Linked DNA regions of Mus musculus: region 2 is linked to region 1. The links are chromatin loops, found by intact Hi-C in ENCODE. Cell type or tissue: left cerebral cortex. All regions are shown on one strand. Each heading gives the region's core, and the rest is flanking DNA. Links, peaks and the distances in the headings are about the cores only.

Evidence for each region. Peaks named below come from ENCODE experiments on the same cell type or tissue, not always from the same donor. Only the 100,000 strongest peaks of a DNase experiment are listed, where the experiment ranks them.
Region 2: a loop joins it to region 1, with 5 times the contacts of the local background. A loop is called at or near these places in 2 of 42 quality-filtered maps.

Annotation. Positions count from the first base shown.
Region 1 is chrX:6,084,594-6,099,944 of GRCm38, reverse strand. Gm26618 (a long non-coding RNA gene) reads left to right here and starts at 7,389. Exons shown (of 4, transcript XR_001782831.2): 1 at 7,389-7,940. In left cerebral cortex, for the core only: a CTCF peak has its summit at 7,582; DNase peaks (open chromatin) are centred at 7,119, 7,746 and 8,139; H3K4me3 peaks cover 1,297 bases; H3K27ac peaks cover 719 bases.
Region 2 is chrX:6,036,209-6,051,559 of GRCm38, reverse strand. Nudt11 (nudix (nucleoside diphosphate linked moiety X)-type motif 11) reads right to left here and starts at 4,053. Exons shown (of 2, transcript NM_021431.2): 1 at 3,156-4,053. The coding sequence starts at 3,649. All of the region lies in intron 1 of Gm26618 (a long non-coding RNA gene), which reads left to right. In left cerebral cortex, for the core only: no CTCF peak of the experiment used is centred there; DNase peaks (open chromatin) are centred at 2,700, 3,151, 3,697 and 7,336; H3K4me3 peaks cover 929 bases.

The DNA of each region.
Region 1 (15,351 bases), core at 3,742-11,741:
GACCTATCCTGGGTCGATGAGCACAAAGAACATTCCTTTACATGGCTTTTGTCAGGGTACAAAAGACAAGTAATAGAAGGTTTGAAAGGTGGGCGAAAGCCCCGCTGGCATGCCACACGACACTGTATATCTCTTACATCATTTCTCTCATTGATTTTTCAATTTGAAACGCTGTATATTGGTATTTATTTTCTTTTCTATCATATACTCTTACTTGGAAGCTCTGAGCCACTGTTCAAAATTTCTTTTTTGTCTGAACTACCTCCCCAATCCTTTCCTATATATCTTCTATTTATGCATTAACAGATAGCTGGAGGAGCAACATTCACCACACTCTAATACAATTTTTCCTGGGTGTGTTTGTGTCTACCACTCTATTGTGTGGATTTAGAGTGCAAGAGCTTTATTTCTGACTTTTTCTCTAGTTCATTGTGTGGTAGGTGTTTAATAAATATCTGCTCAATGTACAGTGTCAGTGAGGTGTAACCAGAGAGTGTGAGTACAAGTGGGGGGAAAGGAACGACAAGTTAAAATTAAAGTGATTTTCTTTTTTTAATTACAAAATATAGCAAAACAAAATATAGTAAGAAAAAACCCAAAACTATTACATCAAAGTTGGATAGGACATACCAACAAAAGGAAAGCAGCCCAAGAGAAGGCACAAGAATCAGAGACCCACTAATTCATAAACTCAGGAATCTCATAAAAACACTAAACTGGAAGCCACAACATACACACAGAGGACCTGTTCCAGACCCCAGAGGTCCTGTGTATGTTGTCTCCACATGAGCTTTGCTCATATTGATTTAGAGGACTTTGCTTTCTTGGTGTCCTCCATTCTTTCTGGCTCTTATACTCTTTTTCTTTCTTTTTTTTTAATTCTCCATTTTTTTTATTACGTATTTTCCTCAATGACATTTCCAATGCTATCCCAAAAGTTCCCCATACCCTCCCCCCCACTTCCCTACCCACCCATTCTCATTTTTTTGGCCCTGTCGTTCCCCTGTACTGGGGCATATAAAGTTTGTGTGTCCAATGGGCCTCTCTTTCCAGTGATGGCCGACTAGTTACAGAGACTCTTATACTCTTAAATCAAGGCAATTGTCAATCCACACATTCTTTGATTTGAGTCTGTACTATCAGCTTCATAGCTTAGGGTCCTGGATAAAAACCTTTCTGAGCCTCTCCACACAGCATGTACCAAGTTGTTTCACAGGGTCAGACGGCCTGGTTCCCATAAACTTCATAACTAACCTTCAGTGTATCCATGGCAAATGCCTGACCCGTTTGTACTTCGATGTCCTCATCTGGAAGATAAGTTTAGTAGTAATTCTTCCCTGACATAAAATTTTGTTATGATTAAATGGGGCAAAATTTAAGGCTATATATGAAAAACCTAAACCAGGGGAAATCTGAATGTAATTCCTCTAAAGTAGGAAATAAGATTAGTTATCCAGTCTTTCTAATTGTGGGTTGGTTCTTTTTGTTGTTGTTGTTGTTTTTGTTTGTTTGTTTTTGTTTTTGTTTGTTTGTTTGTTTGTTTTTTTGACAGAGTTTCTCTGTATGATCTTGGGTGTCCTGGAATTTGCTCTGTAAACCAGGTTGGCCTAGAACTCAAAGAGATCAATCTGCCTCTGTGTCAGGTGAGTGCCACTACTGCCCAGCTCACTCTTTACAACGTTATCCATGTAAGCAGCAGGTGAAATTATCAGTATGTCCCAGGGATATGAAGAAATAGAAATAAAAAGAATACAAAGGAACAATGAAACAAAGACTGTTTCCTATATTTAAAAGCCTTTGAAAAACACGCCTAAACTGAATTGACTCTGATAAAGACTTTCAGCAAAGTAGCAAGGTACAAACTGAACACAGAATATTTGGTAGCTCCTCTACATACCAATAATGAACTTGCCGAGAAAGGGATTCTTAGAGAAGAAAGGGAGAGAAGATGGGGGAGGGTTGAGGGAGGAGGAAAGTGGGACGGCAGCAGTGAGTGGGATGTAAAGTGAATAACTAAACAACAACAACAGAATCACAATATCTTCAAAAATAGCTGTGAATAGGCTGTCTAGCTGTGCAGGCCTCAGAATTTGCTTAGATTCCTTAAGCTATGGGACTGGCTATAGACAAATGTGTCATGCCCCCCACCCCCAAACTCACTGTCAAACACTAAAAGTAGTCCAGAGAGCTGTGTATTGAGATCTCTTGAATGACTGTCAGTGAAGTACAGCATTGGGAATGAGAAAGACAAGTGTCCCCACCGGGCCCGTGCCTCTTGATTATATGATGGCCTGAATCTTGGAACCACTGACAAGGAAGAGTTTCAGCACCTGAATCTGTGGGTGGCTTGGAGTTTTGTTTTGTTTTTTTTTTCTTTGTTTAAGAAGATGAATTAGAGTCGAGATTTCAGACAAACACTAGACAAATTTCCCTTCCTTTTGGAAGTGTATTACAAATCCACTGACAGCCTGAAAAGTATGGAGTCAGAGAGCAAGATCAAGAGAAATAGTTGGGTAGCAAATATTAAGGACAGGCATCATGTTCAGTTTCTCATCTCAGCATCCTGAAACCTTTAACTGTGGACTCTAGAACTTCCTATTTGACATAAGTGAGACTTCAGACTTGGGCAGCTTGCCTGTGATTCCCCACCCACTATGCAAACCTACAGTTTGTGGCTCCCCTATATTTATGGCCTAGGATGAATATTTTGCAAATCAACATATATGGAGGAATAGGACTATATCCTGTATAAATTTTTTCTTAGTACTTTTACTTCTGAAAGAATAGAAAGACCAAATTATTAATATCAGATATAATGAAAAGTTCTTCAAACATATAACAGTGACTTTTAGCTAACTCATACTTTAAAAAAAATAAAAAGGACTGTCTTCCAAAGGAAAAAAACAGATAATTTTTGTAGTCCATATTTGATGTGTGGGGATTAAATGCTTTTAAATTCTATATACACTCCATGGGGGGGGATTAAAAGAGAAACCATTCCTTCTAGGTTGTAAGGTACCTTAAAAAGGTCTTTCAGAAGTACCCATCTCTTATAACAAGGCTATTTTGATTTTCTTTGTGGTACTAGGAATTCAATTTAGAGCCTTGCTCTGTGACAGGCAGGCTCCCTGCCACTTAAGAACATTTACAAAGAAATACCATTACAATTTTCATTTAAAAATTCAACTTAACCTGGTAGAATACATGCTTGTAATCTTACTACCTAGGAGGTAGAAGATCAAGAGCTGAAGGTCAGTATAGACAATATAGCAGATTTAATTACGCCTGGGTTGCACAAGTCCCTGCTGTAAAAACAACATCAACAGCAACGACCCAGGTTCCTTACTAGCATTAGCCTTGTTAGCCATGGTGTTCATGCTAATATTATCAACCATGGTCACCGTGTCTTCAACCAGTAGATGGTCAAACTTAAAAGAATAAAAGAAGGAAGGAAGTTTACTAGAAAACTTGAAAAGAATCAAACTTACTTCCTCAGCAGAGACAAACAAGCTGGAGTCATTGAAAGTTCTTTTTCTGCCTTTGGTCCTAAAAAAGAATCCTGTGTAGATCATTCAATTCTAAACCTGATGATTGTAAAAAAAATATAAATCAACATGATTTTATCCAGTAAATACTTGACCAAAGAACAGTGTCAGTTCTCTTTAACTTCTGAAAGGTAGTAGGCATTTAAATTAATAAAACTTAGAAATGAGTGCACAGGATTTATTTAAAAACTGGCATATTGGAAGAATTTTTCAGTTGTCAGAAGTGTGTGTTTGTTTTTATTCAGATTTGATCACTGATAAGTTTATCCTTGCAAGAAACAGAGCAGTATCAGACTTAAAATTCCAAAGTTGATATGGATGGAGATTGCAATACTCAAAGCAAAATGTAAGTCTATAATTCAAGGGTCTTATTCTTTGGTCTTAAAATAGTTAGCTGACTGAAGTAATGTTTATTATGTTATTACTGAACTTTTGTTTAAACTATTGAAAATAAAATATCTATTTAAAAATCTCCATGAATAAATCTAATCCAGGATGTGAGAGACCTATATAAAGAAGAGTTTAAAACAAAGTACAAAGAAATTGAATATGATGCTAGAAGGTGGAAGATTTTCCAATGTGCCAAAGGATAGTCTATTTAATTCATATTGCTTGAAAAACTTGATATGCACATTTAGAAGAAACTAAGTCCCTGACCTTCAGCCTAAACAAAAGTCAACTTAATATACATGAAAACTCTTAATGTAAGGCCAATAACTTTGAAACTAATGTTGGAAAACATTGGAAATCCTTCAAAAGATTGGAATTGGCAAAGACTTTATGACCAGTTTTCTAATGGCTCAGGAAAATACCAAAAATTAATTAATTAATAAATACACCATTTAATTAATTAATTAATTAATTAAGACATTTCATTTATACATCAAATTAAAAAGCTTCCACACATTCCTGGAATGAGAAATGTCCATTGGAGTTGTTGATCAAAGTAGTTCAAGAGACTCCCCAAACTTTTATAGGTTATTGTTTTTGCCCTTGGTTGCTTCCCAAAGGTTGAAGGTGAGTCTCTACTGCCAAAGAGCTCAAACTTTGGACCTAAAACTCAGACGAATAGAGTTGGATCTAACTTGAAAGCTCTCTTTTTGTGGCATAACTATCATAGTACTAGAAGATACTATGCAAGATGCCAAGAAAAGGAAGCAGTCAGTAGCCCCATCCATTTGTGATGTCCATGAACCACAACAATGACCAACAGAGCAAGACATCTCTAAAGGTGCAATATTGGTATGATTAGTGTTAAGATACATTTCACAGGAGGAAAATCATGCCTAGTACTATAAACCTAGCCAACTACTCAAAGCTGTGAAGTCATGGATCATATTTAACACACACACACACACACACAAAATCAAACTACTCCCACTATTTTACTAGACAAACATAATTCCTAACTTCATTCAGAAACTTATCTTTATACCAACCAATAGTGTAATTCTCACCTTCACATCAAAACTTCTTTTTGCAGCAAAAAGAAAACCATTACAGAAAACCACAACTATTCATACTGTAGAGACCAGTTTGGGAGAGCAGAGGAAGCCTGCCCCTCCCCCAGATACATCTACAACACAACACAACATTTGTACCTAAGGCCCACATAGTAACATAGCAGAAAGGGAAATGAAAATATTCTAAGAGCCAGAGACCAAAAACCAAAAACCAAAAACCAAAAACCAAAACCCTTCTGTGAGACTGAGTTGTGTAGAAATGAAAGCAAAGCTATACCTTGCTAGCTGAACAGATGGCTGCCTGAATGATGACAATACCAATACACATGCTGACAAGGAAGGGTGAAATTTCAAGGGGTCCTACTCCTAGACAAAATCTACACGCAAATAATGATTGCTAAGAGAATGAGAATTAGTTTCTCACAGGGGTGAGCTCCCTAATTGGTTATCCAGCACAAAGTACTAAAATGATATCAGAAGCAACACCACATAGAATTAGCAGGTTGTATGTATGTGTGTATTTATGTAAGTATGCATGTATGTAAAACAAGAAAAAGAGGAAATGAATTTGAGAGGGCGGGGAGCATAGGAGATGTTGGAGGGAGGGGAACATGGAAGACCTTGCAGAGAGTAAAAGAATGGAAGAAGTGATGTAATTAGATTCTAATTAAAATTAAACAAATGTGAATATAAAAAATACTCAATATTTAATGCCTTGTGTAAAAATAAATAAGTACACTTGTTTAAAAATACCTTTTCACAGATAAGGAAATAACAGAATGAAAAGGTATTTTATAGAATGGGAGAAAATTTTTGTCAGCTGTTCAACGGAGAATGGATTAATATCTGGAATATATTAAAAACTATAAAAACAAATTAACAAATATCCCTAAAGAAATGAATGACACAATGGGAAAATGGACAGATGAACTCTATACAAATAAAATATAGTTATTAATATGTATATGCATAAAACTATGTGAACCAGCTATCTTACAATAGAAACATCTGCCTATCCATGTTTTCTATACAATTATTCATATGGGTCAAGTTATGGAACCAGTCTATGTGGTCACCGATGAATGAATGGACAAAATATGACTTATAGTGCATTACTATTTAGCCATACAGAAAATGAATTCATATCTTTGCAGGAAAATGGATGGAATTTTAGATAATCATATTCAGTGGTATAAGCCACACTCAGAAATAGTTTCTCCCAATTACAGAACCTATATTAAAAAGAAAAGGCGTGACAGTAGAACGGGGTTTATTTGGAAAGAAGTCAGCCAATGTGGGAAGGCAGAAAATATGAGAGGATTACAGGGAATGAATATCATTAAAATATGTTATATTACACATAAATCTCACAATAAAAGTCACATTTTATATAATTAATACATTCTAAAATATGTTTGGAAGAAGAAAAACCAACTTGTTATCATTAAATGTCGAAATGACAGAATTAAGAATGTAAACCTCAAAACTGAAATTCTTGGTTACAAAGAAGTCCCCACACTAACAAGGAATCAGTTCTCTAGGGTCTTTCTTCTGCTTTGTTTTTTCTTTGATTTGTTTTGCAGTCTATACCTGCTCTGTCTTAGCCTGAAGGCTTTTGGAGGTGTGGGAGGTGCATCTACTTTGCATTTGCACTAGACTAATTAAATTTAAATTCTTCACCTTAACTGAGGGGAAACACTTGAGGAAAAGATTCTACTTAAGTTAGCTTTTCTTCACCCAGCATCCAGAACATTTCCTAAATTTTAGCATATAAGAAAACTAAAAGTAAATCCAAATGAAATGTTTTAAGATTACCAAACCTTAGTGAAAGTATTTCAGAATACATGAAATAAATCCAGTTCCTTTTGTATTAAATATTTCAAATATATTTTCGTATTTATTCTCTGCTATATTGAAATAGAATAGTATTTTTCTCCTTTTCCATATTCATTTATATATAATCATATACATATACAATTATTCAGAACTAAAGGCACAGGTTTTTGATACCAACACAAAAGCTTATCAGGACGGAAATTTAGGAAAAGGGGGGTGGTGGTGGTGGCTTCAGATACACTGCAGATACACGTCGTTGCACTAGCCACTGTCACTTTAACAGTAAGAAAAACACCTTGGCCTCTTTTGCAACAAGTGACTGGTCTTTGCACTTCCAAGAAGCAAAGAAGTAAGCTAGTAAGTTGTTAAGACTTGAGCTTCCCATTCTTTGTCCTCTCAACAGGGTCAAGACTCTTAACTTTGGCTTTTATGGCCAGAGGGGTTGCGGGTGGGGGTGGGGACAGAGTGAGGCAGAATAAAGAACACAGCCACAACCACAACCAAAACCAAACGGCACAGCCAAGGGAGAATCGCAGCTTTCTCCCCGCCCCCTACCCCCAGCTACCTTGAATCTGGCCCCACAAGAGCACAGCAGCCTGGGGTCCATGGTGAGATCTGGAGTCTTTTGGAAGCTGCTGAGGCAAAGCCCCTTTGCAGAGGGGGAAAAAAAAAAAAAAAAAAGATCAGGGGCGCGGATGCACAGCTCCTTGCGCCGCCTGCCTTTACCAATGACCTAGCCCGTGCACGCAGCGCAAGCGCTGGGAGGCGCTCGGGCAGCGCCGGGCCTAGGCCCTAAAGGCTCCTAAGCCAAGCTCCTGCGGAAAGCTCCGTGTCCAGGGTTGTAGAGTGGCGCTGCGACTGAGGCTCGGCGCAGAGTTGGGGGCTGTGCCCCTGCAGCCTCCCCAGTGCAGGATTATAGCTGCGGATTCTGCAGAAAGGGGCAGCGCCTGCGCCTGCACTTCGCAGCCTCCGCCCTCCTTGCTCCACTTGGCGAGGGGAGCATCACTGCTCACAAGCTAGCTTCCGCAGCAGGTGCACTTGGTCTGATTCCCTTTACTGCTCTGCGCTGCCTGGACCACAAGACATTTTCCTGAAGGTAAAGTCCACAGACAAGTGGCCTCACTCTCCCGCTCATCCACTTTTGTCTTGCGATTCCGCACATTCAGTATTTGTATGGTCAGTGTTTTGTCTTTTGAAGTGGTTTACCCTTGCAAACTCAGTTCTTTGATGCGTTTTTTTGTTTGTTTGTTTGTTTTTGTTTTAAAAAAGCCGTTTGTCACGTTTGTCCGTCGTCTCCTAAGAAGGCAGCGCTTGTGTGCTTGCGTGCGCGTGCGTAGATTTTCAACTTCTTTACTCGAAGGAGCTGAAATCAGAAGTGGCCATTTTTGCAGTATGGTACAGTCAGTATAAGTCTGTGGTTTAAAAATGCACAATAAAGAGCTGAGAAGCAGGGTGTGAGGAGTTTAAAGGAGTTGCAGAGATTGTGAGAAGGTTGTAAATTTAGAAGCAAATGATTTTTATTTAAACACTTGTTCCTCTTTAGTTTTTAAAATCATGTAAGTAATTTTGAAAAAGAAAAGTATTGCGATTTCAGTAGAAATAATCTGCAAAAGTTTCACACAGAAAATATGTACAAATAATAATATCATGGGCAGGTTATGTCAGAAACATAGAGTGAAATCTTTCCTTTCCATAAAGTCAAAGTTTGATGGATAACAATTAAATTTACAACTATGTCAACTTCATTGGGTTTGGTTTACTAAGTACTTATGATTTCAATCTATAGTTGTGGGCATATTCTCAGATCACATGATACAATTCACACAATGAAATTGTGCATGTATATGTATATCTACATATATAAATGTGTGTATATGTGTTAACAGGATGGTTAAGAAAAGGTTAAAGGGCTTACAGAGTCCAAAGGAGGCAATATTGAAGGTATACACAGTGAGCTTTATTAATAAAAGGTATGGAAAAGTGTCTTTAGGTGCTAGGTACAAAATTTTCGGAACAAATGACATGATAGTGTATTGTTGTAGGCACGGAATTGTCAGATTCCAGTGGCAGGCCTGTTTGAATGCCAGTTAGAAATGGGTTGTATGTCAATTTCAGGAGAAATTGAGCTTCAGCTAGAGGCTTGGTCCTTTGCTATGGCAGTTTTCCTGGCTGGAACCCACGACCAGTGACCAAGTGATAGGTCAGTGTATGTGCCATAATCTTGCCTTGGGGTTTTTCCTTCTTCTATAGACAAGGTGGATGACTTACATTATTTGTCGGTCATGTGTGTTTGATAAGGCCTGTAGCCTGGTGTTGTTCATATGGTTTTGCGATACCTGTCTGTCCATGTTTCCATGATTTGATTTAATAAGTTCACAGGTGGTTGTAGCTTACTTGTGTGCAAATAAGTTATTTATCAGACTGTACCTTATAATTTGTAAATATTGTTTACTTGCATAAAGGAGAAAAAGAGTCATCCTGCTTTGACATTTGAACTCAAAGTTGAGGAAACTATTGTGTTATAAAGTAAAATGCCCCAGGGCAAGGTACAGCTTGGAAGTTATTGTTCAATATAATTGGGAGTGACTTAGCGCAGGGTACCATTGCTTTCCACAACTCAGGGTACTCTTTAAACAATTAAATACATGTTTCAATATATGCAGTTAACACCTTTCATTTGCTGATGTTAATCAGTATTTGGAAGTTGAGCTTTACTCTAATCTTGTCATATTTGCACGTTAATTGACTTAGTAATGTGGAAATTATGTCTTGCTAAATTTGGAGAAAACAATGCAAAGAAATGAACTGCACTACTTTTCCCAAGGGGGGGGGGGCGGAAACAGGGCTGAAAAGACTGTTACTTGTTGAAAGTCAGATGTTAAATAAGAGTTAGAATTAAGAGTCTTCTAAGCCCATCTGTTGAGCTCTAAATTATGCACTCTCTACTTGTCTCCCACTGCATGTTTTTAGGTAGCCACATCTTTATCAGAAAATGGTGTTACTGTTTCACTAAGATTAGAAATCTAAACTACTGGTGATAATTGAAGGAGAATTGAATACAATCATCCACATCTTTTAGGAGAATCATCCATGAGTAAAATAATGATTTGGAAATTAGAAGTGGAAATTTAAATTTCCAAATTTATATAATAATTAGTCTAAACAAACAATCTTTTCAGTTCGTACACACACTTGTGCACACACACACACACACACACACACACACAGAGAGAGAGAGAGAGAGAGAGAGAGAGAGAGAGAGAGAGAGATCTCCATGGATTAATCTGATTTATTAACATGGGTTTTCTGTTTTGTAAAACTGAGTGAAATTCAACAGTAGGTATAACTCTGCCATATCCTAGTCTTTTTCTAGTCATGTGAACATAGTATAATATTAGGAAATAAATTAATTTATTCATTGTAGCTATAATTTGAAGGGGAGCATATGATTAATATTTAATGGTTTAACCAGATTGTTAAATTTTCTGAATTAGTAGTTCTCGTATTCTTGGTCTGTCTTCTACCACCATAATACACAATTTTGTGTCTGAAATTCTCAGGAGCAAATGTTTCAAATACTTTATTCTGTGTTAATTATGTAAGATCCACAACAAAGTCAGAAATGATACTTCTGAATCTAACAAAACAGTAATTCTGCAATGAAACATAAATATCATTTTTATAGATTCATGTCAATTGAGGTCAAGGTTTATGTAGAAATGATTCATGAAATGTTTGCTTTTCAAAGCATCTTTGATTTTAGATGTGCCTAGTATTAGGTTCCAAGTCTTAAGTATATTTTTGTCAATTCTTCTTGTCTTTCATAGTTTATTTTTCTGGTACCTTTTTGCGTTCATTTAAGGATAACATTAAAATAGGGGAATGAAAAAAATAAAATAGGGGAATGTATAATTATAAGGCTCAAGTTAATGACATTTTACAAAACTGAATATATGCATGTAATAACCACCTAAGCAATGATTTAAAATACTTTTGACAACTCAGGAAACCATGTTATTTCTTTATTAGTTATTACTCATAAAAGTGAACATCTATTATGACCTATGCTAGTATAAATTTGTTTTGGCTGGTTTTGTACTATAGACAAATTTTTATGTGTGGTTTAATTTGCTCACTACTAATGTTTTGAGATCTGTCCATTTTGTTACATGTAAAGATATTTTATACCACAGTTTGTGCATTAAATTTTTGATGAATATTTAATTGCCACTTGTGACTATTTCCAACAATGCCACTGTGAAGACTATACATGTCTGTCGTATATAGACTTTGTGTGGTGAGCAGAATTCTACAACTGTCCTGTGTGACCCTTGTCTTTGTTGTCATCTCCTATTGAGCACAATCTTTGTATAGGCTAAGAGGTCTCTCTTGTGATTATGTTAGGCTTATGGTGAAAAAGGGAGATTTTGCAAATGTAAATAAAGTCACAAACCAGTTGCCTTTACAGGAAGGATATAATTTGAGTGGGGGCAAAACTAATCAAGTGAAATCTTAACCTAGCCAGTGCAGGCACTTAAAAAGGTGGGCAAAGCTTTAGAACTAGGGTGGAGAAAAGGCTGGAGGCTTTTATGGAGATAATAGAGAAAGCCTAAATCATCTTGGAAAATCCCTCAATTGTCTTGGGCAGAAAGTTGACATTAGCTTTGTATCTTTGAGCTCTTTCCTGCCCTCCCATTCATTCTCATATTAAACCACAATTCTTATAGATAATATGTCATCGTTGTGTGCTATAATATTAGGAAAGGTAACCTTTCATTTTAGTATCACTCATGCACAATTCATGAAGCTCTATATTCCAGAAGTTGTACTGGATAGATGATAAGCAGGACTCAGATATGTGTGGTGCAATTTGGATGAGTTTTGGAATAGAAGTGATAGTGTAAGAGAATGTTGGATGGTGTAGACAGCTTTTATATGTGGAGCAACCTGGATTCTGGGATCCTGAAGACAGATTGATAGGGAGAATTCCAAGATGGCCCCTAAGGATCTTGTGCCACCCTCTCTTGTCAAATAAGAAGAGTCTGTGATATATAATATGATGAGAAATTTTATGTGTGAGAAAGGAGATTTTCCACAAATATATCTAGGTTCCATCAGTGGTCATTCATTTAAGGAGGTTATTCTGAGTAGACCAGGACTAAGAAGGTGAGATTTTAAATTGAACTGTGCTCATCATGAAAGACTGTATCTATAGGAAGGAATATGGAGGGGAGGTGTTGTGGGAAGGAACTGCATGAGGTCTCTAGGATATATGACTAGAACAAATTCTGTCCCCAAACTCATTAAATTTAGAAATGAGTTCCTTCTCATAGAAGTGACACTTGGGTGACTGATTCCACCCTGTCACTGCATAGACAACCCATCATGGCCAGTATAGATCTTTGAACCTTCAGTACTGTGAACTAATAAGTGGCCACTGTATTAAGTCATTCCATTTGTGGCTGTTACATAAAAGAACAAACACACATTGAATCACTGGGTTATAGAAAATGCATAAGTTCTACTTAAATACATACTGCCAAACAGTTTTTCAAGTTGAGGCACCAGCTTACATCCTCAAAAGTCCTTTATAGCCTCTTTCACTCTTGAGGATGGCAGATTTTTTGTTTTCCAATTTGTAGCAAAAGTTCGGAGCAGAATTTTATTTATAAGTCCACTGAACATCATATCTTGTGAATTACCTATTGAAATTATTGTGCTAATGTTTAATTGCATTCTTCTTGACTTGTTGTTTATGGTGTGTGCTTAGTCAATGGTTTCCTTAATTATTAATGATTTTGTGTCCTATATAATGTTTCAGATATAAGCTTCATATTGTGGAATTGATTTTTTTTGTATGACTCTTGTTAGATACCACATTTATGTCTATGGCTTCATGACCAATTAGTCCAGCCCTGATTACATTCGTTTTTGCCTGCCGTTCCATCCTAGGCATTGCTCTGCTGGTTTTGCTGTGGGTTGATCCCTTAGGTGTGCCTTGTTTGTGAATTCTTTATTCTTTGTTGCTCAATGTTTTTATGTGAATTTATTCCTATAAAAATAAACTATTTGTATACACAAATAACAGTAAAAGTTTCCCAAATTTCTTATTCTGAATGACTTTGCCTGATATTGAATTTCTGTTAAAAATTTACATTTTATAATCAGTTTCCCAATTTCCACTGACAAATAATCCCTTGCCATTTTCATTGTGTGTCATTCCTTTGTGCTTTGTATATAATTCTGGTGAGAATTTTGCTTTAAATTCTATAATATCATTTTACTTATTATCAGCTAATTAAACTGTGGATGATGGGCAGCTCCATATTGAGTTGTTTAACTGAATTGTGGGGGGTCTGGAAAATTTTGGCAGCATAAAGTACTCCACATTAACAAAAAATTCAATATCAAGTGCATAATGAGTGTGATAGGTGTTTGGGACAGAGTTCACCTGCCTCAAACTGCATTTTGGACTTGGTTCAAAACACAGCAGGCATGTACTTTTGCATCACATAGTGGTCTTACTGGTACCTGGAACACATCAGCTCAGACTGGTGCTCCTTATGGATTACAGTACTATAATGACAAAAAGTTTTTTTTTTTTTTGCTCTTACAGAACCATTATGGTTTAATTATTTAAAAGGTTAAACGTTTAATATTTTATAATTATGTCTCAGTGTATCTAATATTAGCTTCTCTTTAGATTATTTAGTTAGAATGTTTGATTTTTTAAATTACCTTTGAGTTTCATAAAATGAACTTGGAATTTCATAAAATGAACTTGGCTTATTTAGTTTAGAATGTTTGATTTTTAAAATTACCTTTTGAGTTCGGCTTGAATTTCATAAGATGTACTTAGAACTTTATAAAATATACTTGTATGATTTAGTTACGATGTCTGACTTTTAAAATTATCTTTTGAGTTTCTGACTTGAAATTCATAAAATGTACTTGGAATTTGCTTAGAATTGCAACAGAATTTCTAATAATTTCTCAAATAGCCCTAAACCTACTCCAAACATTTTCAATTATTACAAATTTATGCTTCATTTTTATATAAAGCAGTATTCTAGTCATTGACAATTAGAAAGTATTGATAAACTCTGAAAATATTTGAAGATGTTCTATGTTCTGAAATATCAAATATTCAGTGAAGATTTGATTCTTTATGCAAAAATAAAGAGGGCCATCCATCCTGTTAGTATGAAAGTTTACAATCATCGTTAGTAAATGACATGATTTTATGTAATTAGAGAACTATTTAAAAATAAATTTATGATTTATTATTAGCGGGAATCGTGAACAGAAAAAGTTTGAAGAAGCTCTGTTCTAACCCACAGTTAGCCATGCTGCACCTTGGATTAATGGCGGTTTGCTTTAATCTCTTTCAAGAATGATACAGTGATTTCTGTCCAAGAATCTTGTGAGATTTTATTATTTTGTGCTTGATATTTTCTCGTGGTACAGGAAATGGCATTTTAATTTTTTCTTTACATCATTTCTGATCTTAGTATAGAGAAATATAATTCAGTTTTATAATATTGATTTTATAGGTCATGACTATATTAAACTAATTTATTCTAATATTTGATATGTGCAGGCTTTACATTTTTTACAAATACTTTTTCTTTTAAAGTTGGATAATCTTGTTCCAAAAAAACCTGATAAATGTATGTTGTAGGCAGTATTCTACTGCTGTGAAGAGACACCATGACCACAAGAATTCTTTTAAAGGAAAGCATTTATTTGGGGCTTGTATATAATTTCAGAGATTTAGTCCATTGTTAGATTGGTGGCAAGCATGCAGGCAGATGTACTGATGCAGAAGTAGCTAAGAGTTCTACATCTGGATCCCCAGGCAGCAAGAAGAAAGAGACACTAGGCCTCACTAAAAGCCCACCCACCGTCAGAGACACACTTCTAAAAAGGACCAGGCAACAAGCCCACAGGCAGCACCTGCACCTGCACGTGCGTGTGTGTGAGTGTGAGTGTATGTGTGTGTGTGTGTGCATTGTCTGCTATTTTAAAATCTGTATTAAATGATTCCAGGACCCAACCAGTCCTATTTTGATTTACTATTTTAATATTTCACTTGACACTATATTTCCCTCATTTTTCAGATGCAGTATTTTTCTTTCATGTATTAGGTGCTTTCTGCTCCATTCTGGTTTTGTCCATTATATTCAATTGTCCAGATCAGAAGGTCTGAGTATGCCTTTCCTTCCCCATTTCATTCTAGTGTGTACCCAGTTTCAATTTCATCGCATTCTGCGCTCTGTTTCAAATCCATTTGCCATTCCACCTTATTAGACACACTAAACAGCATTCTATTCTATTTTTGTGTCCAAGTCCAGTTGCTAATCCATTCTTTTAAGTGTCCCATTTGTTTCTGCTAAAATTATAAATGTGCATAGGCTTATACCAGGAATTTCTTCCTCAGGATTTATTCACAATAAAGACATATTTGAGTTTATAAGCAATCTTTAGTGAGTATGGTGATGTATATC
Region 2 (15,351 bases), core at 2,413-10,412, 47 kb after region 1:
GAGGACCTGCAAGATGGCCCAGTGGGTAAGGTACTTGCTGCCAATCACTGACTACATGAGTTCTATTCCTGGGACCCACCTGGTGGAAGACACCACCACTCCCTCACATAGTTCTCTGACCTCCACAGCTATACAAGGGCATTCTCACACCCACCCAAACACATATACACACATGTATATATATGCATGAGGGCTATTTATGCATGTATGTGCACATGCATACACACACATACAAATAAAATTTAATTTTAAAGGCTGATGCATTGCTGACTAATACCAAGTACAAGGAAAGCTTTCAATGCATTTCTAAGGCTTTTATAAAAAGAAATATCCAGAAACCCAAATCCATTTTATATGCTAGATCAATGGAGAACTTAAGGTTAATTGAGATGAAATCACAGAATCTATTAGAAACTTTTTAACTAGCAAATGACATTTTGATTAGAATTAAAAATAAGTGCTTCAAATTAGTCATATAATTTTTCCTTTGATGAGAGATCAAGATATATTTTGGAAATTAGGCTTTATGTTTTAAATGTGCAAGAAATTTTTTCTTAAAGGTAAACCGCATTTCTTTAGAAAAATCCAAGGACCCCACTTTTAGAAGCTTAAAGCAGTATGAATTTTTAAATAACTCCAGCCCAATGGAGAAAAACATTTGAATACTCTGAATATTAAGTTGCACAATAAGGCAGTAAGAACCGGGATACATACAGTTCAAAACCAAAATTATCTCTGGTATTAAAAGACAGAAGAAGAATCCCAGTATTGTGATAAGGAGTTAGAAATAGAGTGTGAGTTTCTGGAGCTGGATATTGATGTACTTCATGCATTCCTGAAATACCAATTGATTCACACATTGATATGTACATGAACTAAATGAAAACCATCTTTTTATAAAGATGATGCTCAAAGTTTTAGCAGTAGTTATGTTTTAAAAATAATTGTGAGAGCAATGAACTGGGGCTCTCTTTATTAAACACCCTTCCTCGAGGCTCAGGGATCTATGGGGAAGCGAATTCAATGGAAAGATTGTAGAGTAAGAAGTGGTATATGATCCTAGGAAACAGCATCCTCTGGACACAGCAGGGTTGATGTGCACATGCGCTCATAGAGCCTGAGACAGTTAGTACAAGGCCTGCACAAATCTGAGCCACGAAAAAAATCTCAGCATGGAGAAGGGGAAGGGAGTAGAAAGTCCTAGCCCTAACCATGAAGCTCTTTGCAATAGGTACTTTCTGGGACAGAGAAAATCCTGTGTCTCTAAAGGAGTTACACTATGTCTACCAACTCAACTCCTGGGTATGTCTCGTGTTCAGGGAACAGGTGACGAGCACAAAACAGACTCCATGTTATTTTGTGTGCTTTTATCTTGCTGTGATTTGCTGTCTTTTTGTGGGTTTTGTTTGTTTCCTTGGTTTTGTTTTTAAGCAAGAAGGAACACAAATCTGAGTGTGGGTAAGGATGAGGAGTACTGGGGGCAGGGCAAAGATTATGATCAAAATACATTCTATGAATTGTTTTCTGTTTGCAAAATAAGAATAAAAAGTAAATAGCTCCAACTCAAGTGAGGTTAGTTCTTTTACACGGTTAATTCCCCAAGCACATTCATCATTCTCATCTGTGATGTTTCTTGAAAACGCTCAAATATGGAGTGATCTTTCCAGTCTTAAAACAGTCTTTAAAAAGGCTTTCTAGATACCCAAATAGACATGGCAGGGGAAGGTGATCAGAGCTTTAGAAGAGAATGTGGAATGACTTACAAGTGACTCCTTATTTGAAACAAGTATCAAGGTAAGAACAAGACCAGTAGAACAACCAAAAGATTTGTGGTAAGGAATGAAATGTTTACTCTGGGTCTATGAGATAAGTGGTTCCCATGTCTTCACAGTTGGAGAACAGCTGAGCAGCAAGAATATAAACCCATTCATGATTTGAATGGCTACAAATATGCGGTCACATTAAAGATTCCCACTCCCGTGGTAACTGACAGGGAATTTAACCTGGGACATCAGTAAATTCAAGTATAAATTACTTTCTTTCAAAATGGACATACAGGGAGAAAAACTATCATTTTTAATGAGTATCCAGAAATGTGCTGGTCATTGGAAGCTGCTGGATGCGCAGGCTAAAACAACGGAATAACCACAATTATCCTCAAAATAAGTAACTAATTAGCAATTCTCTAGAAATATCGATTCTACCAGGGGAACAGTTTGTAAATTATATAGGGCGTTTTAAGTCAGCAATAAAAAAAATCCTCAGCTGTAATTTTTTTCTTGAAAATTAAAATGGTTTTTGGTCATATGAAAAAAAAAAAAACCACGAAGTTCCTTCTCTGGGACTGTTTGATGGCATTTTGGATGCTAAAAGTACTGTCTACAAAAAGGAAACTGTGTAAAGCACCAGTTGTTCTTTTTCTTCATTTATTTTCAAACAAATCATCTGAGTCAAAGTCTACCAAGAATGGGCCACTGCCAAGAAGCAAGAGGAAAACGAGAGAGAAAGAGAGAGAGAGAGAGAGAGAGAGAGAGAGAGAGAGAGAGAGAGAAAGAAACCAGGAACCAAAAAAAGAAGTCCGCCTGACACAGTGCGCTGGCCCTTCACCAGTGGATAAAACTAAAGGTCCCTTCACTAGGAAACAAACCAGAAAAAGCCCTACAACAAAGTTGCGCACGCACACTATGCACAAACACATGTAAAGGCTGTTTAACGGGGGGAAAACCCATCCAAACAAAAACATTACAGAGCAGACTGGCGCACGAGTACACATCAATGCACAGGTGAACACACACACACACACACACACACACACACACACACAAACACGCACACCCTCCAAGAAGAGCAGAGCAAGCAGCTAAGGCACCTTTCACAAAATCCCATGCAGCTGTGGCTGACCGCAAGATTTTTACAGTGTCACCAAGAAGCGATTGGAAAAGCATCTGAAAAACGTGCAAATTGTCTGCAAACAGCGCCTGGCAACCGAGACAGTTTGCAAGCGTGATTCAGAGGTCTGCCTGCCAAGGAAACAAAAGAAGCCTCCCTCCTGCCCGTGCAGGAGGGCGCACAGGGCAGGAGAGGTGCTCCCCAGGCAAGCAGGAGGCAAGTGCGGGGAGGCGACAGGCAGGAGTCCGGGCGGGAGCGGTACATACTAGGGCTCGCTCTCTGGCGGGGACGGGGCGGCCGAGTTCCCATTAGTAGGGGAGCCGCCCAGCTTCAGTTTCTCCAGGTACTCGGCGTGCACGGGCTTGTGGCACTGCAGGACCTTGATGGCATCTTCGATCTTGAACCACTCGCGCTTCCTGCCGATGCTGACCGAGTCTTCCCAATCCTCCAGCAGCTCGGTGACGGTGAGCACGAACACGTAGGTCCGGTGCTTGCGGTCCTGGTTCTGCTCGAAGACGCCCAGCAAGCGGCCCAACTTCCCCTTGACTCCCGCCTCCTCGTACACCTCGCGCACCGCCGCGCCGTCCGGCTCCTCCTCGGGCTCCATGCCCCCTCCCGGCACGATCCAGCGGTCGGGGTAGCGGCTGCTGCTCACCAGCAGCACCTCGTCCTCGCGCTCGCTGCGGAAGCACAGGCACGCGGCGCGCTTCTTGAAGCCCTCGGGGTCGTAGGTCCGCGTCTGGTTCGGCTTGCACTTCATCCTCCCCGACGCCGCCGCCGCCGCCGCCGCCGCCTCTGAGGTCGCTTGCAGCTGCCTAGCGAGCGGGCCGCTGCCGCCGCGCAGCCGAGGAGCAAAGGCTGGCAGGGAGAGGGCCCGGCGAGGCTGGAGGAGAGGAGAGGAGAGCGGAGTGGAGCGGAGCGCAGTCTGTGCCGAGCCAGCGGAGACGAGGCGGGGGCGGGCGGGCGGGCGGGCGCGGGGGCGGGGGCGAGCCGGCGCGTCAGTCAGTCCGCGGGGCGGGCGGCACCGGCCGGGCGCGCCGAGGGTCGCGAGCCCGCCGCCTGATTGGAGGCGCCGCTTCCGCCGCCCGGAGCCGGGAGCCCAGAGCCCGCGCCTCCGCACAGCCCCGGAGTGGACCGTGCGCGGTCCCCGCCCTCCGGATCGCCGCGATCTCGCGCGCGCTCGCCCGCTCTGCCGCCGCCGCCGCCGCCGCCGCCGCTGCTGCGCCAGGGGTTGAGCGAGGTGAGGCGCGTGCGCGCGCGTGGCCGGGCCCGCGTGCGCGCGCGCGGCGGAGGGCGAGGGGCGGAGGCGCGGAGGCGGGGGTCTCCCGACTCCCGCAAAGCGCGACGCCGCCGGCCCACTGCGCAGGCGCCCCGCACCGCTGGCACTGGGAAGCTGCTTGCTGCCAGTGCTCTGGGGAGGTGCACACAACTGTGACTTGGCTGCACAGGGTCCTCACCACGTGTGGGTCTCAGCCAGACCTGGAGGCAGAGGGGGCCAGGTCCTCCCTGAGAGTCGCCTAAGCAGAGGGGTCGAGGCCCGGGCCTCACACTCAGCTCCCATCATGAACTGCACTGCCTTATTTATAGGCAGAAGGCCTGGTGTCCCCAGAATGACCAATGAGAGTCTTGCCAGAAGAATCTTTGCTGAGTCACATGCAGCTCGCCTTCTTCAACAGGTTCCCTTCTGCAGCTTGTCCACCATGTTGGTTCAGCCCTTGCCTTAAACACTTGCACATAACCCCTCTTCTCGGTTTGCACAGTTTCCAGTCAGTGAACCCCGGACTTCTTGTTAAGACCCTCCTTTCAACCTCATTGCAAGCTGTTTCTGGGGCAGCACCCACTGAAGTCTTGGATCCCATGTCAAGAGCCTCCATCCTCACACCCTGTGCCCCTTTCTGGCCTCCACACAAATGAGCAGCTAGGGATTTAGGATTTGGGTGATTCTTGAAAATAAACGTGTGTGTGTGTGTGTGTGTGTGTGTGTGTGTGTGTGTGTGTGTGTCGGTGTGTGTGTCGGTGTGTGTGTCGGTGTGTATGTGTGTGTGTGTACCTCTGAACAGGTGATTCTTGCAAGTGTGTGTGCACCTATTTGTGTACATGTGTGTGTGGACATTGACCTCTGAATAGGTGTAGGTCCAAGGTGGGCAAAGGTATCTCCCTCCACTGCTTCCATTACTCTCCCACCAGTATGACTTCAGAGACAGGTTTTCTAAGATGTGTCTGTACTAGACCAGAAAGCACCAGGAATTCGTAGTGTGTTTTCTAGTCTCTCTAGCGCTGGGATTGCAGCCTGGCTTTTAAGCCAGTGGTGGGCATCAGACTCAGAGCTGATGCTTGAGCCTCAAACACTTTAAGCAGTGAGCCATTGCCCTGGCCCAGCGCTTTGCATCTGGGGATTGCAAAGGTCCTTGTACTTTGCCCACATGACCTCTTGCTGGGAAGCAGGATGCCAGGGTCTAAAGTAAACACAAAATTTTCACCACAGCAAGTTCTTTTCTCTGAGCTTTCTCTCCTTGTAAAACTCTGAGGGCCCAAAAGTCTCCCCCAGCACCTCTTTGGCAAGCCTGCGCTAACTTGAAACCACCTTGCCCTGGGTACAGTAATTTTGGCTGTTTTTGCAGAGATGCAGTCTGCTGTGGTTTAGCTTGATGATATTCACAGCTGTCTTCGTGGGGGAAAGAGTTCACTTTGGTAAGGATTACTGATGTCATGGAAAGATAATTTCCATTTTCATGTACTCCTGTGCAGTATAGTCTCTTTTGTAGTTTTTTAAATTGTTTTTTTACATTCCAAATGTTGCCCCCCTTCCTAGTGCCCCCTCCAAAGAATTCTTCACCCCCTTCCCCCACCCCTTTGCCTCTGAGAAAATACTCACCCACGCACCACACCTCCCCCCGCCCCCCACCCTCCTTCCCTGGGGCATCAAGTCTCTACAGGATCAGGCTCATCCTCTCCCACTGAGCTAAGACAAGGTAGTCCTCTCCTAGATATGTGCTGGGGCCGTGGACCAGGCTGTGTGTGCTCTTTCGTTGGTGACTTAGGCTCTGGGAGCTCCCAGGGGTCCAGGTTAGTTGACACTGTTGTTCTTCCTATGGGGTTGCCATCCCTTTCAGCTCCTTCAATCCTTTCTCTAACTCGTCCATAGGGGTCAACAACTTGGTCCAATGGTTGGGTATAAGTATCTGCATCTGTCTCAGTCAGCTCCTGCTAGAGCCTCTTAGAGGAGAGCCATGCTAGGCTCCTGTGTGCAAGCATTATAGTGCCAAACATAGCATCAGTAATAGTGGAGGAATTTGGTGACCGCCCATGGGATGAAACACAAGTTGGGCTGGTCACTGAACATCCTTTCCTCCAGTCTCTGCTCCATTTTTGTCCATGCATTTGTTTTAGTCAGGAACAATTTTGGGTCAAAAAATTTGAAGGTGGGCTGGTGACCCCATTCCTCCACCGGGTCCTGAGGACATACTGGAAGTGGACTCTTCAGGTTCCATTGCCCCACTGTTGGGCATTTCAACTAAGATCACCCCGTTGAGTCGTCATGGGACCATTTTACATCCCAGGTCTCTGGGACTTTCTAGAGAGTCCCGCCACCTCCCACCCCAGCAGCTGATATTTCCAGTACTTCTCCTGGCCCTCTGGGCTTCTCTCTTTCCCCCCCCCACCAACCCCCACCACTCACCTGATCCTGACCCCCTTTCCCCTCTCCCTCCCTCCCAGCTACCTCCTTCCCTCTGCCACCTGTGGTTAATTTGTTCCCCCTTCTAAATGGGATTGAAGCACCCTCACTTGGACCTTCCTTACTGTTAAACTTCATACAGACAGTGGGCTGAATCATGGGTATTCTGTACATTTTGGCTGATATCCACTTACCAGTGACTGAATACCATGCATGTCCTTTTAGATTTGGGTTACCTCATTCAGGATGATATTTTCCAGTTCCATTCATTTGCTTGCAAATTTCATGATATCCTCCTTTTTAATAGGTGAATAGTATTCCATTGTGTAAATGAACCACAATGTCTATATCCATTCTTTGGTTGAGCGGCATCTGGATTGTTTCCAGCATCTGACTATTATGAATAAGGCTGCTATGAAGATAGTAGAGCAGGCTTCTTTGTGGTATGATAGAGCATCTTTGGGTATATGCCCAGGAGTGGTATAGCTGGGTCTTCAGGTAGAATTATTTCCAATTTTCTTAGTCAAGAACAGATTGATTTCAGAGTGGTTGGTAGTACCAGTTTGCAATCCACTGGCAATGGAGGAGTGTTCCTTTTTCTCCACATACTCTTAGCAATTCTGACTGGTGTGAGGTAGAATCTCAGATCGTTTTGATTTGCATTTCCCTCATTACTAAGGATGTTGAACATTTCTTTAAGCGCTTCTTGGCCGTCTGAATTTGCTTGTTAAGAACTCTTTGTTTTGACTGAAGGAAAGGCCATCCAGAGATTGCCCCACCTAGGGAATCCATCCCACATATAGTTACCAAACTCAGACACTAGTGTGGATGCCAAGAAGTGCTTGCTGACAGGAGCCTGATATAGCTGTCTCCTGAGAGGCTCTGCCAGTGCCTAACAAATACAGAAGTGGATGCTCACAGCCATCCATTTGACTGAGCACAGGGTCCTCATTGGAGGAGTTAGAGAAAGGACTGAAGGAGCTGAAGGGATGTGTAGCCCCATAGGAAGAAAAACAATATGAACCAGCCAGTACCCCCGGAGCTACCACGGACTAAACCACCAACAAAGAATACACATGGAGGGGCCCATGGCTGCAGATGCATATGTAGCAGAGAATGGACTAGTCAGGCATCAATGGGAGGAGAGGCACTTGGTCCTGAGAAGGCTTGATGCCCCAGTGTAGGGAAATGCCAGGACAGGGAAGCAGGAGAGGGTAGGTTGGTGAGCAGGGGATTGGGGATGGGATAGGGGGGTTTTTAGGGGAAACGATGAAAGAGGATAACATTTGAAATATAAATAAAGAAAATATCATATATATATATGTATTATTGCCAAATTTAATAAGAAAAAGAATTCTGTTTTCCTCTGTACCCCATTTTCCCATTTTTCAATTAGGTTATTTGGTCTTATGAAGTCTAAATTCTTGAGTTCTTTACTTATTTTGGATATTAGCCCCCCCCCCACTAGATATAAGGTTAGTAAAGATCTTTTCCCAATCTGTAGGTTGCAATTTCGACCTATTGACAGTGTCCTTTACCTTACAGAAGTTTTTCAGTTTCATGAGGTCCCATTTATCAATCATTGATCTTAGAGCCTGAGCCATTGGTGCTCTGTTTAGAAAATTTTCTACTGTGCCAATGCATTCAAGCTTATCCCCTAATTACTCTTTTGTCTGGTTCAGTATATCTGGTTTCATGTTGAGGTCTTTGATCTACTTGGACTTGATCTTTGTACAAGGTGGTGTATATATAGATCAATTTCCATTCTTCTACCAGAAGGATATAGTGTGCCAACCACCAGGATTTACCAAAGGAGGCAGAGGCAGGAAAATCATGAGTTCAAGGCCAATCGGGGCTAAACATCTATATTCATTCATTCTCATTCTCTCTCTCTCTCTCTCTCTCTCTCTCTCTCTCTCTCTCTCTCTCATTATTATTCTTTAATCTCTTTTTACAGTCTAGGTGTTATGCCCCTCCCAGTCAACCTTCTGACAGTTCCTAATCCCATTCCTCCTCCCCCATCTCCAAGAGGATGTCCTCCCAACTCCACAAAACCTCCCCTCTCCCTAGGGCCTCAAGTATTTCAAGGATTAGGCTCTTCAATTGTGATAAAAACTGCATGGTACTGGTATAGGTACAGACAAGTAGACCAGTGGAATAGAATTGAAGACCCAGAAATGAACCCACACACCTATGGTCACTTGATCTTTGACAAGAGTGCTAAAACCATCCAGTGGAAAAAAGACAGCGTTTTCAACAAATGGTGCTGGCACAACTGGTGGTTATCATGTAGAAGAATGTGAATTAATCCATTCTTATCTCCTTGTACTAAGGTCAAGTCTACATGGATCAAGGAACTCCACATAAAACCAGAGACACTGTTACTTATAGAGGATAAAGTAGGGGAAAGCCTCGAAGATATGGGCACAGGGGGAAAATTCCTGAACAGAAGAGCAATGGCTTCTTTCTACCTCTGAGCCAACAAGGTCCCTGAAACCTAGTGTCTACCAAGGACTGGAAGGAAAGACATCCACGGAAAGAAACATTGGCAACAAAGTTCCATGGATCCCAAAGGATCATTGTGATCTTTCTTCTTGAGTCTGTAAATTGCCTAAATTAAGGTTGTTTAACCCTGGTGAAGTTCTCTTCCTGCTCGTGTGTGTGTGTGTGTGTGTGTGTGTGTGTGTGTGTGTGTGTGTGTGTTATTTGTCACTAGGGAAGATAGGATTGTTTGCCTTTCACCAAACATCCATATTCTACTCTCACTTTCCCTCAGGGATGGCAGTGGATTTATAGTGGATCGCCAGTAGGTAATTCAGCAAATGCTCCCCCAGGGATGCAATGACTGGAAGACTTAAGACCCCAGCATTCCTTATGTGGATTCCCATTGTATTACAGTCTATATTCAGAGACTCTTCTGTGCCTTTATGAATGATGTGATATTTTGTAGACTGGAAACAATTTCTAGTATTAAACAAACTGAGCGAAAAGCCACATTTTACCAACAAACATCATGAACCTGAGACTAATCTTTAGACACAGTACTCATCATCCATGCTGCAATAGGCATTGCATTTATCTTCTTCTGTACAATCTTTTAAAAATCCCTTTGAAGCAGAGAGCATCCATTGCATATGGGCAAGGATAACATTAAGATTCACAGCTATGCAGCTTTTCAGTATCTAGTAGTTGTTACATAGGCACATGAGATCAAATTCTAGGGTTCATAGAATGGACTGCCCAGCTCAGGAAGTCTCCTTGAGCTTCCCCCCAGCTCCTGTCTCTGTGCCTTCCCTTGTTCTGGCTGCTTGGCTCCTCAGCTCACTCAGGAATTCCAGTCCTTAGCTTCTCAGAATCCCCTTGAATTAAACATTATCACAAACACCATCGTTCAAAGGCTACCAAAGTCTACACTGATTCCCACTGTCTTACAGAAAGAGGACAATCCCCCGAACAGTTAAAGAGATGAAATACTTGCTCTATACATCTTGAGCAAGAAGCTATATCAGCATAGATAGTTTACCAAAAGGTATGTTTTATTATGCTGAAAGTCACAATGCAAGACTCATAGTATACATTCTAAGTTTGGTCCTAAGCCTTTTTTCCCAAGGCTCCTCAGCTGCATGATGTATCTTAGCTGAAGGTCAGGTCCAGTCTCTAAGAGCACTCTTTGATTTGAGGGTCAGGAGCCTGGGGGAGACTCTCCAGCAACAGGAGAGCTGAAGGTGGCATCTCTGCGGATGTGCACAGTTGAGCATGACTCTTGGTCTTAGCTTATATACTGTTCAGTTAATATCATCGAGTTCTAGGACTGTATTTGGTTCATTGAGTTATGACTCTGGTTTCTGCTTATCAGGTACAGCCTTGAGTGTAGCAAGATTCCAGACTAACGTATTTTTCATCTCAAAAATGCATTTTCGTTTGCTGTACTCATTAAAGTGTCCTACCTGCATTTGAGGGGCACAGGTCCTTGTTTCAAGGTTGGTGTCTGTGTCCCACATAAGATCAGGGTATCTTCTCTTCCCCAAAACTCACACAAGTGCCATCAGCATATTCCCTATTTATCAGTCACCCTGCTGCCAAGGCCTGGGTACAATGAACCCTCCAGCACCCTCAGAAGCCACCAGGCTTGTGATTGCCAGGAGCTGTTTCACAAGATTGAAAGTTCATTTGATAACCAAGATGTTAAGATAGATAATGTCAGAGGTTAAAACATATGGGGACCTGTTTCTTGTGAGGCTATGCCAGTGCCTGACAAATACAGAAATGGATGCTCACAGTCATCTATAAGATGGAACACAGAAGCTAGAGAAAGCACCCAAGGAGCTGAAGGTGTCTGCATCCCTATAGGTGGAACAACAATATGAACTAACCAGTACCCCCAGAGCTCATGTCTCTAGCTGCATATGTAGCAGAAGATGGCCTAGTCAGCCATCACTGGGAGGAGAGACTCCTTTCTATTGCAAACTTTATATGCAAAAGTACAGGGGAATGCCAGGACAGTGGGTGTCGGTGGGTAGGGGAGCAGGGCAGGGGGTGGGGGGAGGGTAGAGTGAACTTTCGGGATAGCATTTGAAATGTAGATAAAGAAATTATCTAAGAAAATCTGAAGGTCTTTTTAAAAAAAACATATGGGGAAATGTATCTCTCTTAATTCCTCAGAAAGTTTCGTGTAGCAGCAACAACAGTAACCTGCTCTGGAGCGCTCTGTCCTACATTCCAAAGGCAGCTTGATCCAGCATTGTCTTCTGGGAATTTCAGAGTGGATGGAGAAACAGCACTTAAATGGCCTCCTCTCTATCTTTTGGGTTATTTTAAACACTGGAAAAGGCATGGTCACGGGTCTTATTCTCACTTTTCCAAAATACCATAACTACTAGGGAGAGAGGTCATAAACCATCCTGTACTTCCACCAAAGGTTTTAGTGGTCAGCCACCATCCCTGAAGGACACACTGATTTTAGGACTTCAAGAGCCATTCTATTCTTTATGGGTTCCTAATTTTATAGGAAACCACCTTCCTTTCAGTTCCTCATATTAATTTGTTTAACTGTTTTTTTTTATTATTATTTCCAGGATGGGAACATATGTCCTAGCTTACGTGTGGGAATCAGATAGTAACTATTGGATGGATCCAAGGGATCAAACTCAGGGGATCAGACTTGGTGGCCTTTAGCACGGAGCCAGCTCCCCAGCCCGTTTTCCTTCTAATTGTGGCATGAGAAGCTGCACAGTTCTTTATTTGTGGTCTGACCATGGGCCAGATGTTTTTCACATTTCACTGACAACTTTGTAGGATCCCTGTGGTCTCCATTCCATGTTCCTAGATTATTAAATGAAAGCTATGGAGATTGCTAGGAGCACATCCTTCTAACCGCAGAGCTTGAAGTCCCAGGGCTGGGACTAAGGTGAGGACTCTGACAATCCATTGCATAGACTTTTCATCAAATCTGTACAATCCGTTCTTCTTTCTCAGACTAATACAACATGGTTGGGTTGGGGGAGGGGTCATGTGTATATCATTTTGTATGGAGAACAGAAGATAACCTCTTGCTTACCCTCGGATGTTATACACATTTTATTTTATTTTATTTTATTTTATTTTATTTTATTTTATTTTATTTTATTTATCTTACCTTACTTTTTGAAACTGGGTGTCTTATTGGTCTGGAACTTGTATGTAAACATGGATGTTCCCAAATCTCCTTCTCCCTGGCATGCATTGAGACCACAACTGTGTTCCTGTAGACATGGCTTTTTTTTTTTTCAACAAAACTTACAGGGATTGAACTCGTATCCTTATAGTTGCATGCCAAGCACTTTATTGACTAAGGTACCATCCTGGCTCCACAGAATTCCATACTGATATTGGAAACAAGCTCGTCTGTGCTTGCATGCCATGGATATAATCTTTTGATTTCCAAACCAGTTGAAACAATGGGCTATGAGACATATTTGTTCATTTTGACTCAGACAATGTACATTTTTCCTTTAAGCTGCTATATTCATAAAAACATGAGGTTGATATACTAGAAAAGAAATATATGAGTACATATGTTGACTACAGCATGGAAAATTGGACTTCTGCTTATAGTGTACTAAAGGCTGCAGGTATACCAGATGCCTGTGCCCATGGACCTCTGCCCCAGACTTCTCAGTCCTCCAACTCCCACTGACTGCCTGTGCCCATGGACCTCTGCCCCAGACTTCTCAGTCCTCCAACTCCTATTGACTTCCTATTGAGTTTGCATGGCAGATGATGTCACCTATGATTTGTACATGAGCATGTTGGATATTATGTTTCAGTATGAAGTATGTTGATTTTCCAGACCTGCTGGGAAAGCCTACCATGTTTCATGTAGAGTGCTTGATAGAGAAGATGCCAAGGTCCTAGTCCATAACCAGTTTGTAGTAGAAGAAACAAAGAGAAGGGAAAGCCTGATTCGTAAATGTACACAAATACCTTGGCCATTCCAAGAGGATAAAGAAAGAGAAAACACAGAAAAGCAAGGAACTCAGAGTAGGAGGAGAAGCAGTGGGTCTCTCTGAATGTGAATCAGCATGCCGGCAGTAGAGAATCCTATGATTTTGGTAGTCATAGGCTTGACTCCATACTACTCCACACTGTTGTAGCTGTTAATGTAACCTATTTCAGAAGTTTGTATGTGAGTTCTGTATGGGCATCATGCGCATCATTTCCTGCTGTGCTGACCCCACTCATCCTTTCAGCCCCCTCTCAAATGCCTGTCTTCCTCTTCCTGCTCTTCTTCTATTATGATTATTATCTGCTGTATATACATACATGCTCACATGTATACATCCATCCATCTCTCCATACCTATTTTATACAAATGCAGATTGGTGAATCTGTTTGGTATTGCTTAGAGGTGTATGTCTTTAGAGTAGACCACCAGGAGTTACATGACCTACCAGGTGTCCTCAGGTGGACAGAAGACTTAGTCTTCATCTCTCAGCAATGGTTATACTGCTGAAGTTCTTCCCTGTAGCTCTTCATTTAGGGGTAGCATTTGTGAGACTGCCTACAGCCATGTTGGCTGGACAAGTGACAGGGTCATTGTGCTGGCCCCTTTTCAGGTAATCATATTGTTAAGGCTACATTGGACCAGCTCCCCTGTCATATGCAGTAGGCTGTGCCTCCCAGAAGACAGAGTAGTCCTCCGGCTCTTATGGTCTTTCCCGACTTTCCTCTGCAGTGTGCCCTGAGTCTTCATTTGAGAGTTGCATTCTAGATGGCTTAATTATGGCTGTGTCTATCACAGTCATTTGTTCTCTGCTTTTTGAAGAGTTGTGAATTTCTGAATGGTCTCCCTCAGGTGAAAATGAAGCTTCTTTGATGAGGGGGAGGAGTGGCACTTTTTACTACTGAGTTTTAGGGATCAGCATTTCTAATGCGTTTAGAAAAGATACAGGTTTAGCAAACTGGCAGTAATAGGTTCTACTCTAGGTTCCATGACCACCAGCCAAAGGTACTGGGGACCAAACAGACATTAATTCCCTCCTTTGCACCTTGTCTGTAAGGCCAACTTGAGAGCTATTGATTACATCAAGAAGCTAAGTCCACTATTGCATCTTTTGGGATATCTTGCCATGTTGGCTATTGCTCTGATCTGTAAATGTTACAGCCAGATAGGAGTATTGATTGATTTTTGTCCCCAGAAGACTGAATAGCTCATTCCTGTTCTGTGACAACTAGTCCTCCAAGAGGAGGCTTCCTGGTCAGACACAGTTCGGCATCTGAAATCTGGGAAAGCTTCAGCAACTGTTTTACTTTCAAGTCCTGTGAGACAAATAAAGACAATGACAACAACCTTTAGTGCCTTGGGGCTTTTTTCAACCCCCTAATCAGTAACTAGAAGGGAAGTTTGCTTTGCCTGAAGCTCGGTTTCTGATAGATAGTCTATTGTTCTCTATAGGGGCATTTTCACTCTAATTGAATTAACTTTCTAAAAACTTTATATTCATATGAGTATGTGTATACTTACACACATATATCTTACACATACATTTACATGATATTTTATTTCATTTTGTATTTTTGAATTAATATATAGCTTGCATTTTAATGAACTATAAAATAAAGTTATTATAGCATTTTCAAACATCCCAAGTGTTATTGATACCTTCCCCACCTCTCTTTCTCTGTCACTGAGGGAAGATAGTGTGGGAAATCAAGGCAGGAAGTTGGAGGCATGAACCGATGCAGAGGCCACTGGAGAACACTATTTCCTGGCTTGCTACCTCATAGTTTGCTCAGCCTGCTTCCTTATAGAACACAAGATAACTTACAAAAGAATGGTACCCTCCAGAATGAGGTGGGCCCTTCCACATCAATCACTAATTAAGAAAATTCCCTTCAAGGAAGGATGCTTGAGTTTCACTGGGAAGGGGGAAATTGAATGATTCTGGAAGGCAGATGGAGGGAGGGAAGTGGAGGGGGCTGGTTCTGGGGAGGGTGTGGAGAGGGGCAGGGGGCTGGCCAGATGGCCATGAGTATGAATGGAAAACTGGAACTGACTGGTGGTTGCTGGGCATCTCCAGGAAGACACAGAGACCTGAGATAAGGGAGGCACCCAAGAATCAATGGGGCTGTCCCTGGATTTGATTCACAGCACTGGAGATATGGAGCCTGTGGAGGCTACATCCTTAGGTAATGCAGGAATCTCGCTGGAGTGATAGGGACATGAACACATTCACAAAACTTTCAACCCAAACATCCAGTCTACAAGAAATGCAGTTATTGGGGATAAGGCACAGACGGAGGGAGCG